Regions from separate parts of the Homo sapiens genome. Here region 1 is linked to region 2. A link is an interaction called in ENCODE POLR2A ChIA-PET data of the cell type or tissue named here. Cell type or tissue: OCI-LY7. All regions are shown on one strand.

The links. Peaks named below come from ENCODE experiments on the same cell type or tissue, not always from the same donor. Only the 100,000 strongest peaks of a DNase experiment are listed, where the experiment ranks them.
Region 1: POLR2A ChIA-PET joins it to region 2 with 7 read pairs; 3 of 35 experiments call an interaction of 5 or more read pairs at or near these places.

What each region holds. Positions count from the first base shown.
Region 1 is chr5:173,910,360-173,915,359 of GRCh38, reverse strand. CPEB4 (cytoplasmic polyadenylation element binding protein 4) reads right to left here. Exons shown (of 10, transcript NM_030627.4): 2 at 4,756-4,837. Among named protein-coding and RNA genes, the nearest start is that of CPEB4, 25 kb to the right of the region's middle. In OCI-LY7, no CTCF peak of the experiment used is centred here; no DNase peak of the experiment used is centred here; H3K27ac peaks cover 2,060 bases.
Region 2 is chr5:173,854,876-173,859,875 of GRCh38, reverse strand. No RefSeq gene overlaps it. Among named protein-coding and RNA genes, the nearest start is that of CPEB4, 31 kb to the left of the region's middle. RefSeq lists an enhancer at 3,896-4,190 and a cis regulatory region at 3,774-4,343. In OCI-LY7, no CTCF peak of the experiment used is centred here; no DNase peak of the experiment used is centred here.

The sequences.
Region 1 (5,000 bases), 55 kb before region 2:
AGAAAAAATCATAGTAGCCTCAAAATTCTTAGAAAAGCAATTAAAAATAAGTTATAAAAAAACCTAATACGAATTATGAAAGCTATGTACTCCTTTGAACATTTGTTTAAAAAAAAATAAGTTTTCCAACAAACCAGTTGGAATCAATAACACATTCATAAAGAAATTCAAAAACTGTACTTGAACGTTCCTAGGACTATTAAGCATTTTGTTGATAGTAAAAATAAAGTTTTTTAACCGCATTACAGTAAGGGAATTTTTTTGTTCCAAAATGAAAAATACAAATTAAGTTTTCTAGCTCTTTTGAAAATTTAAGTTAATAATAGCCACACCAATAGATTCAACTGGTAGTTCCCGTAGCAATTTTAGGCCGTATTAAACACATACACACACAAACTGCATACCTATGAGGAACCAGAAATGAAAGAGAAAAATAAATGAGGTCATTCATAATTTTTTATGAAATTATTTTTAAGATTATTAAAGTTGTCTTTGAATTGTAAAGTCTAAAACAATCAAATCTTTTAATTTTTTTTTCTGAGTGGTATACTGTTCTCTACTAATCTCAGAATTAACACGAATTTTCTTCTCTTTCCTTTTTGTGACGGAGTCTCTCTCTTCTGTTGCCCAGGCTGGAGTGCAGTGGCCCGATCTCGGCTCATTGCAACCTCCGCCTGCCAGGTTCAAGCAATTCTCCTGCCTCACCCTCTGGAGTAACTGGGACTACAGGTGCACACTACCACGCCCGGATAATTTTTCTGTTTTTAGTAGAGATGGGGTTTCACCATGTTGGCCAGGCTGGTCTCGAACTCCTGACCTCAGGTGATGCACCCACCTGGCCCTCCCAAAGTGCTAGGGTTACAGGTGTGAGCTACCACACCTGGCTAATGTCAATTTTCTATTTTCTGTTTCTAAGGAAGCAGAGCACTAGAAGAGTATTTTATTTATTTATTTTCAAAATGAATTGGTAGGTGTTAGATACCTATTTCAAAATGACAATGTGTTTTTTTAAGTTATTCAAATTTTATTATCTTTATTACCTTTAAACAAAATTTCACAATAGAATGAACCACTGTTAAAATCAAGCATAGTATTCCTAAAATAGCTATCTAAATCAGAAGATAGTTTGACAAGAAATAAAATGTTACCCTGAGCAAAAACAATGTCTTGGCAGTGATAGGCTACAATGATACAAAGGTCATGGTCTTGTTTGAAAAAGAAAACAAGCGTAACTATAATCTGGCATTTTAGATCCATGCACTCATCTGTGAATTCTTTACTGCTCTTTGTAGGAAAAAACACACAAGCTTCCTGTAATATACTCAAGCCAGATTGGCACCTAAACTTAAACTGAAGCTGGCTTTTTTGATGAGCATGAAAGCAGACTTACATGTTTAGTAATAATACATGTAATTTCTTTAGTGTCTTCTATGAATTAGGCAATACGCTGAAATCTATAGCTGCATCATATTATGTCATCCTCACAGCCACCACAGACTGTAGTGACAGAGTGGCCGTTTAACCAGATCTGATTCCAAAAGCCACTGTCTTTCTATTCCATCACGTTGCAGTCTATAAATCACTATTTTACAAAATCTGTATGTTCCCAGATTAGATCAATCAGACTTAATTTATTTTGTCATCAGACCTAACTTTTGATTATCCCTATAATATCAGCTTAAAGAAACTTAATTTAGTAAAAATTGGTAAGGAGAACTTAAAAAGAGAATATAGAATAAAGGCAGAACTTTAAACAATTATCCGTTGAGCAAATTAGAAGAAAAAAATCTGATAGAGATGTCCTGGCTAAAACTGATGGCCAAGGAAATTCTATTGTTAATCGTATCAGAATACTGTGTGCTGGCCAGGTGCAGTGGCTCACGCCTGTAATCCCAGCACTTTGGGAGGCCAAGGTGGGTGGATCACCTGAAGCTAGGAGTTCAAGACCAGCCCAACCAACAAGGTGAAACCCCATCTCTACTAAAAATACAAAAATTAGCCAGGCGTGGTGGCAGGCGCCTGTAGTCCCAGCTGCTTGGGAGGCTGAGACAGGAGAATTGCTTGAACCCAGGAGGCAAAGGTTGCAGTGAGCTGAGATCGTGCCACTGCACTCCAGCCTGTGCAACAGAGCAAGACTCTTGTCTCAAAAAAAAAAAAAAAAGAATAATGTGTGCCAACTCTTTTATCTAACCTAAGTATTAGTTAGAGGCTTGCTTCTTAAAATGTCACATAACAAGTTGTTTCTATCCACTGCTGTTTGTAACCTATATTTTCTGTGATAAAAACCATAGGCACTTAGAAAATGATTTCTAATTACTTATTATCTGTAGTACCTAGTGTATGGGAAGCTCTTTTAAAATGTGCTGAAAGAATTAAACACATTAAGAATATACAAATGTTCTTTAACTACTTTTTCCATACTTTTTTTTTTTTTTTTTTTTGAGACAGGGTCTTAAAGAGCAGGAACACAGCTCACTGCAGCCTCAACCTTCTGGGCCCAAGTGATCTTCCTGCCTCAGCGTCCCATGTAACTGGGAACATAGGTGTGGGTTGCTATGCCTGGCTAATTTTTTTTTTTTTTAAATGTTTGTAGAGACCAGGTCTCACCATCTTGCCCAGACTGGTCTTGAACTCCTGGGCTCCAGCCATCCTCTACCTCAGCCTCCCAAAGTGCTGGGATTATAAGCGTGAGCCACCGCACCAGACCTTAACTTTTTAAAAAAAAAAAAAAAATTATTTTATTATATAAAGACAGGGTCTGTGTTTTTTTCTTTTTCAAATTACTTTATTATATAGAGACAGGGTCTTGCCATGTTGCCCAGGCTGGTCTCAAACTCCTGGGCTCAAGTGATTCTCCCTCCTTTACCTCCCAAAGTGCTAATTATAGATTCACAGCAAGTTGCAAAAGTAGTACAGAGAAAGCCTCATGTACCCTTTATCCAGTGTTCTCAAATGGCAACATTTTACATAACTATAATACAAAACCAGGAAATTGACATTGGTACAACCCACAGACCTTATTCATATTTTTCCTTTAGCTATTTTTTAAGAGTGTACAATTTTTCTGGTGCTAGAAATAGCACCTTAGACTCTTCATTTTTCTGAAGAGAAAACAAAGGGTCCAAGAGGCTGAAGACTACCCAAAGTCAGAGTGCTAAAAAGTAGCAAAAATAAAGCCAATTCTGAGTGGGAGATCATCTTTCCACAGCTATATAGCATGCATCTACACTAAAGTCATCCACCAGAATTCCATGAGAAACTCAGTAAAGACCTTCCAAATATTCTTATTTCAAAGGTATCACATCAGATGGATGCCTATTTTTTACACATTATTTTTCTTCCCTCTCTCCAGAAACCTAAAAGCTTTCTTCATTAAAACAATATTATCACTATTGGTCTACTGAAAAATACATAAAATGTTTTTCTGCATCAGTAACATGATAAGCCAAACTCAAAGGGAAACTAGGCTAAGCAGGTCACCAGTTGAAACAACAGGCTGCCTTGTCACCTTTGACCTCAGTGCAAAGCTCTATGTCTGGCACAAAGCAGTGTCATAAACATTGAATCACTGAATGAATGAATGAATGAATGAATGAATGAAGGAGCCAACAGCTTAAGTGGGATGACCAAATATACCAAACATTCTAAGTTTCTTAAAAAAAAAAAAAAAAAAAAAAACCTGCTTTCTAATAAACTGATATTTTTATCCAGAAAAATGTTTTATTTTGTGAGATACTTTTCCCAAAATCAGAGGAAAGGCCCTTAGGAAATATCTAGTCTTGCAATTTTCATTCTTGGCTACATGTTAGCATCACCTGAGATATTAAAAAATAACTTTGGGAGGCCGAGGCGGGCAGATCATTAGGTCAGGAGATCGAGACCATCCTGGCTAACACGGTGAAACCCCGTCTCTACTAAAAATACAAAAAATGAGCCGGGCGTGGTAGTGGGCGCCTGTAGTCCCAGCTACTCGGGAGGCTGAGGCAGGAGAATGGCGTGAGCCTGGGAGGCGGAGCTTGCAGTGATCACGCCACTGCACTCCAGCCTGGCGACAGGGCAAGACTCCGTCTCAAAAAAAAATAAAAACATGCAAGCCCGCACCCCATGTATGGAATGGGGTCCAGACATCTACATTTTATTTTTAAAGCACCCGGGTAATTCTACGTCTTTATAAAGGTGAAGAAATTGAGGCCTAGTCAAACAGAATGTCTTATTCAAGATAACACAACTTGTCAGTAACATGAGACTAGAATCCATGTAGAAACAGTATTTTTTTTTAACATAATACATAGAAAAAAATTCTGAGAACTACAGAACTTCATTTTAACTTTGAAACTATTGGTTATTTTTTAAAACATGAAAGTAGGCAAAAATTCTACCAACATGTGAACTGTTCCTGGGACATAATCACTGTCATAAGTAGGTAGACATAAACAACTAAGACACTGAGAAGTTATTGCCTGAGATATAAAAAAAATAATAATAAGGTATGTAGTTGGTGTCTTTGAGATAATTGCCCATTCTTGGCAATTAGTACTCACGTAGTACTCTTACCTGGTATCACGATGGCTCCACTATAGAGGTTCATCAAGTATGTTGGATTTTTTAACAACAAGAGGTATATGTGTAAAATTGATAGAACTTACTGCATACAAAGTGACTCCATAATATTTGCCATACTGTGTATCAGATTAAATAGTTAATACACATTTAAAACTATTGTCTGAAATCAATTGGGTATATTTCTAAACTTACCTTTAATGGTATCATTTTCAGCTCTCATTATGTCAATGAGTGAACTCTCCAGTGAGTGCATGTCGAATGTCCTGGGGCGATCCTGTAGACACAAACAGCCACAAACCACTTTTTAAAATAGCATTTAAATATAAAAGAGGACAGTAAGTTTCATTAGATGGGACACAGATCACAAAGTAGCAATTTTACTCTCTATGTAAGGCACATTATTACTAAATGTTATTATTAACACCAAACATCAAAAA
Region 2 (5,000 bases):
CCTGCCCCAGCCCTTGAATATTTCCACCATGAGATAATCCCAACAACAATACCCTTGTCAACCTACCAGCTTTCTTATTTATCATCTGTCTCTTGCACTAGAAGGTGAGCCCCTTGGGGACACACAGATCCTGCCTGACTTGCTCATAGCTACATCCTCAGGACATCCAGTAGACCCTGGTGTCTGGCAGGTGGGCAGCAAATATTTATTCATTGGGCAAATGCAAGCAGGGAGGTTGTGTGGTGGACTGGGGTGAGTGCTGGGCTTGGTTCCCCAGCTCTGTTACCTGTTCCCTGTGTGCAATGAAGTATGTCATCATCGTAACTCTCTGAAGATTGCAGCTGGAGTCAGGAGATCTTGGGTCTAGTCAGACTCTGCCACTTCCCTGCTGTGTGAGCTTGGGCAGCTAAACTTATCTCTCTGAGCCTCCTTTATTCCTCATCTGTCAAATGAGGATCGTACTGCCTCCCTCGCAGAAGAGCTGTCAAGATTCCATGAGGTGAAGAGTGTGGAATCCATGCATGTAGATGGAATCTGGCACATTTGGGGGTCTGCCAAATCCCACCAGCTTCTTGCACTGAGTGGGGCAGACAGATCCTATATTCACCCCACAGAAGTCACAGCCAAAGAGGCTGAAAAGCAAACATCCAGCCAAGAGCCTGGTTAGACAGCACCTCACTCCAAAGGAACCAAGCCAAAGCAACAGCACCCAGAGTGTTTGCTTCCTCCTTTCGGGGAAGGAGGGCTCCCTCTAAATTTCACTGTATTTCCCTTTGGGAAGGGGCTGCCAAGGAGCTCAGAGAGACCTTGGACACTCAACCACAAGCTTTTCTTCTGCAGTGGGAGGGCCCATTATGCCAACTGGATAACCTGATGGATTATTTATGGTATACAATTGGCCTTACAGGGCCCCTCTGCTGAGAAAGCCACAAGGACAATAGGTCAAATGGCTTTGCAGTGGTAACATTTGCTTTGATTGCAAGACTTTATCATAACATTGGCTGGAAAAGATGATAAAAAAGATTAGAAAATGCGTAAGATGTTTTGCACCAATGTCAGAGCTGGTGGTGATAAGGAAGATGCCACGTGATTCTACACTGTAGGAGCTGGTGACTTTAGGTTTTATGGTTATGAACTCCCAGCTATAAAAACACCTTTACTGTTGGGACTCCTACAGGAAAAATTATTTCTGTTATTGTGACTGTAAAGCTCTCTAGTATAAACTTCCCCCTTTTTTGGATCCCATTGCAACAATTTATTTTACAACCGTGACCTAGAAGTCAGGGTTGCTCTGGCATTAGAGCCAGAAAGGGCCATCAATGCTTAGCAGATACGCTTCTGCCTGCTTGTCAGGGTGCTGTATTTAAGAAAAAATAATGTGAGGTAGGGCACTTAACACAGCACCTGCTGTACAGCAAACCCTATAAACATTAGCTGCTATTATTCCTACTCCTGTTTTATTAACAGTAATATATATACGTGCACTCTGTAGCCTCAGATCCTTTTTTGGAATGAAGTCAGTAGTAAAGAAATTCTAGGAGTCTGGAATGTGTTCTAACAGCCCAGATGAAGTGAATTCGGTTCCAGTGTAGGTGACCCTTAAACTGTCATCCTATATCCATCCAGATGACACCTAGTTATCTCTCATTCCTAAGGCTGACCCAGATAAGAAACTCCTGATTAAGCGGAAGGAGGGAACTCACATAAAGTAAACACCTGTCAGCTACCTCCAAACATCTTATTGCATTTAAGTCTCATGGCAATCTGGAGAAGGGCTGGTTTTCTTCAACTTACAGATAGAGAAACTGAGTCTCAGCACAATTTAGTTACTCACAAGAGGACGACAGCTAGAAAGCAGCCAGGCTGACTTGAACTCAGGTCTTGATGCCTCTAAAGGCTGAAATTCTCTACTGTCAGAAATGGATTCTCAGGTCTTGGCTACTGACTTACAATCCTGTAGCAAGTCTGAGCTTGCGAAGTTTGCGTTTGTTTAAAAAGTGACATCCTTAGTCCTGGCCAACATGGTGAAACCCCATCTCTACTAAAAATTAAAAAATTAGCTGGGTGTGGTGGTGCACACCTGTAGTCCCAGCTACTCAGGAGGCTGAGGCAGGAGAATTGCTTGAACCAGGGAGGCAGTGGTTGCAGTGAGCCGAGATCGCGCCATTGCCCTCCAGCCTGGGGACAGAGCAAGACTCCGTCTCAAAAAAAAAAAAAAAAAAAAAATAGTGTCATCCTTAGCTGCAATGTATTTTCCAGTGTCCCTTCCCCATTTTAAGGGCAGCCCTGCACCAGGCCTTTAACTTCTCTGCCTTAACTGGTCAGCCTTCTCATCTGTAACCCAAACCACAGCCAAAGCAGAATCCAGTCAGAGTAAGTTATCTGCTGTCAGGGCTGCTTAAATATTTCATGGTGGCCTGGATCGCTCTGCTCTGGGGGCAGGCAAGGCAGCTAATGGATCAGCCACAGGCACCAGATGTCCAGGGGATGGGGATAGATGGGCTAGAGGAGGAAGCCGGCAGACGATAGATGCTCAGGCTAAGCATCTTGTTAAGGATGAAGCTGTGTGTTTGTAAGGGGTCAAATTTTAAAATGCTGGACTTAGATGGGCCCTTGAACCTGGACTTAGAGGAAAGGCTGCTTTAGTGTTTTTATGGCCTTTATATCAGCCCTTGCATGATCTTCTAAGAAACACACACACACACACACACCCTCTGAGGAAAATGGCTGAGTGCCTCAATCTGCAGATTGGTAAATTGAGGCTCACAGAATTGAAACAGCTGACAGGTTTGACTCACATGAAGGGATTGGAGAAATCATACGGGCTGGACGTGGTGGCTCATGCCTGTAATCCCAACACTTTGGGAAGCAGAGGCGGGAGGATGGACTGAGCCCAGGAGTTCGAGATGAGCCTGGGCAACATAGGGAGATGCTCTAGTTCACCTTGGAAGTAACGACAACTTTCAGTTTACTATGTCTCTATCTAAAAAGAAGTAACAGGTTACTGGAAAGATCCTGGAACCGGGAGAGAGAGGAAAGCTGGGTTCTCTTCCCGTGTCTTCCAACTACTGCCTATGACCAGATCACTTTCCCTGTCTGAGCCTAAATTTCTAATTTCTGAGGAATTCTTGGGATCCATGGTGCCATCACCATCATAACTACTGCCCCCCACCCCCAATCCCGCAGCAGATTAGGTAGGGGCTACTGGCAGAGAAAGCAAGAAGGTGGAGCAGAGGGATGATAAGGCCATCCCAATTCTGTGCCCAGGATTTTGGCCTGGAGAACACAGCCATCAATTCAATCCTGAGCTGAGCAATGGAATGCAGGGCAGGCAGCTCCCACTTTGGGAGACAGAGGTGGGAGGATCACTTGTGCCCAGGAGTTTGAGATCAGCCTGGGCAAAATAAGGAGACCTGCTCTGTACAAAAACAATTAAAAGTCACCCTGGTTTGGTGGTATGTGCCTGTAGTCCCAGCTACTCATGAGGCTGAGGCAGGAGGATTGTCTCCTTTTTAAGAGTTCACCTGCAAAGAGAGAATGCTGATGCTTAGGGGGAAATGGCATCTGTGAGCTAAGGAGCAGGGCCTAGCTAGGGAAACAAGGAGCCTGAATCCTAAAACAGGGAGGTAAAGAGTTCTGAAAGGTGGCATCTAGCAAGATGTAAAATGCTTGGGTTTAAAATGCCAGCTCTCTACATCTTGATCACTCAGAGATGATTTATTGAGTGTCTACTATATGGCAGGCACTGAGCTAAGTCCTGGAGTCCTGGAGTGAATAAGACAGGCATGTCCCTGCTGTCTTGGGGCTTATGTTCTGGTGTGGGGGAATCAAGTGCTGTCCTTAAACCAGACGAGTTTAATGAATCCCAAGGGCTCTGCGGGAAACAGAACAGAACGAGATGGAGTGACTGGCGGGAGCACATCCAACAGGGAGGTGACAGGAGTGACCTCTGAGTTGGGCCTGAAGAATGAGGCGGAGCCAGCCAGGGGGAGAGGGTCAAGCAGAAAAACAGTGAGAGGAAAGCCCTGAGGCTGCCCGTAAATGAGGAGGCCTTCAGCTGCAAGTCACAGAAAACCCCGACTCAAGGTGGCTTCTACGATAAGCACATTTTTATCTCACTGAGCTGGGAGTTCTCAAGTAAAAGGTGGAAAATGGGGAACACAGCACTGCTGCACCACATCATCAGGGCCTGGTTTCCTTCTGTGTCTCTGCCCATCCCAAGGCTGGGTCCCTTCATGGTGCCTGTAGTGCCAGGCACATCCAGACACAACTGTCTAGCGAAACAAAGAAAACTTCTGTATCTTCTAAAAGAGAAGAAGCTTTCCCCAGGAGTCCCCAGTACACTTTTCCTTAGACCACAAGTGACTCACAAGCCCAGCCCGAACTACACAAGTGAGAGAAATGGTATTTTCCATGATTACATTGGGTATCTAATTGATATGGGGTAAGATAACCTATCTGGATCAATGGACGCTTCTATCAAATCAGAGTCCTGTTGGCCAGGAGGGAAAAAGGAAAGAGTGTTTACAAGGCAGCCCACAGGGCCCAGTACAAATAGGAACAAAATGGTGGTTAGAGGGAGGAAGAGAGGGCAAATGTAGAAAGAATCAGGTGTCGGCCAGTCGCAGTAGCTCACACCTGTAATCCCAGCACTTTGGGAGGCCTAGGCAGGCAGATCACCTGAGGTCAGGAGTTCAGGACCAGCCTGGCCAACATGGCGAAACCCCGTCTCTACAAAAATACAAAAAATAGCTGGGCATGATGGCGGGTGAGTGTAATCCCAGCTACTCAGGAGGCTGAGGCGGGAGAATCTCTTGAACCCAGGAGATGGAGGCTGCAGTGAGCCCAGAGCCTGGACAACAGCGAGACTAAAAAAAAAAAGAAAAAGGAGAGGAAGAAAGAAGAAAGAAAGAAAGAAAGAAAGAAAGAAAGAAAGAAAGAAAGAAAGAAAGAAAGAAAGAAAGAAAGAAAGAAGGAAGGAAGGAAGGAAGGAAGGAAGG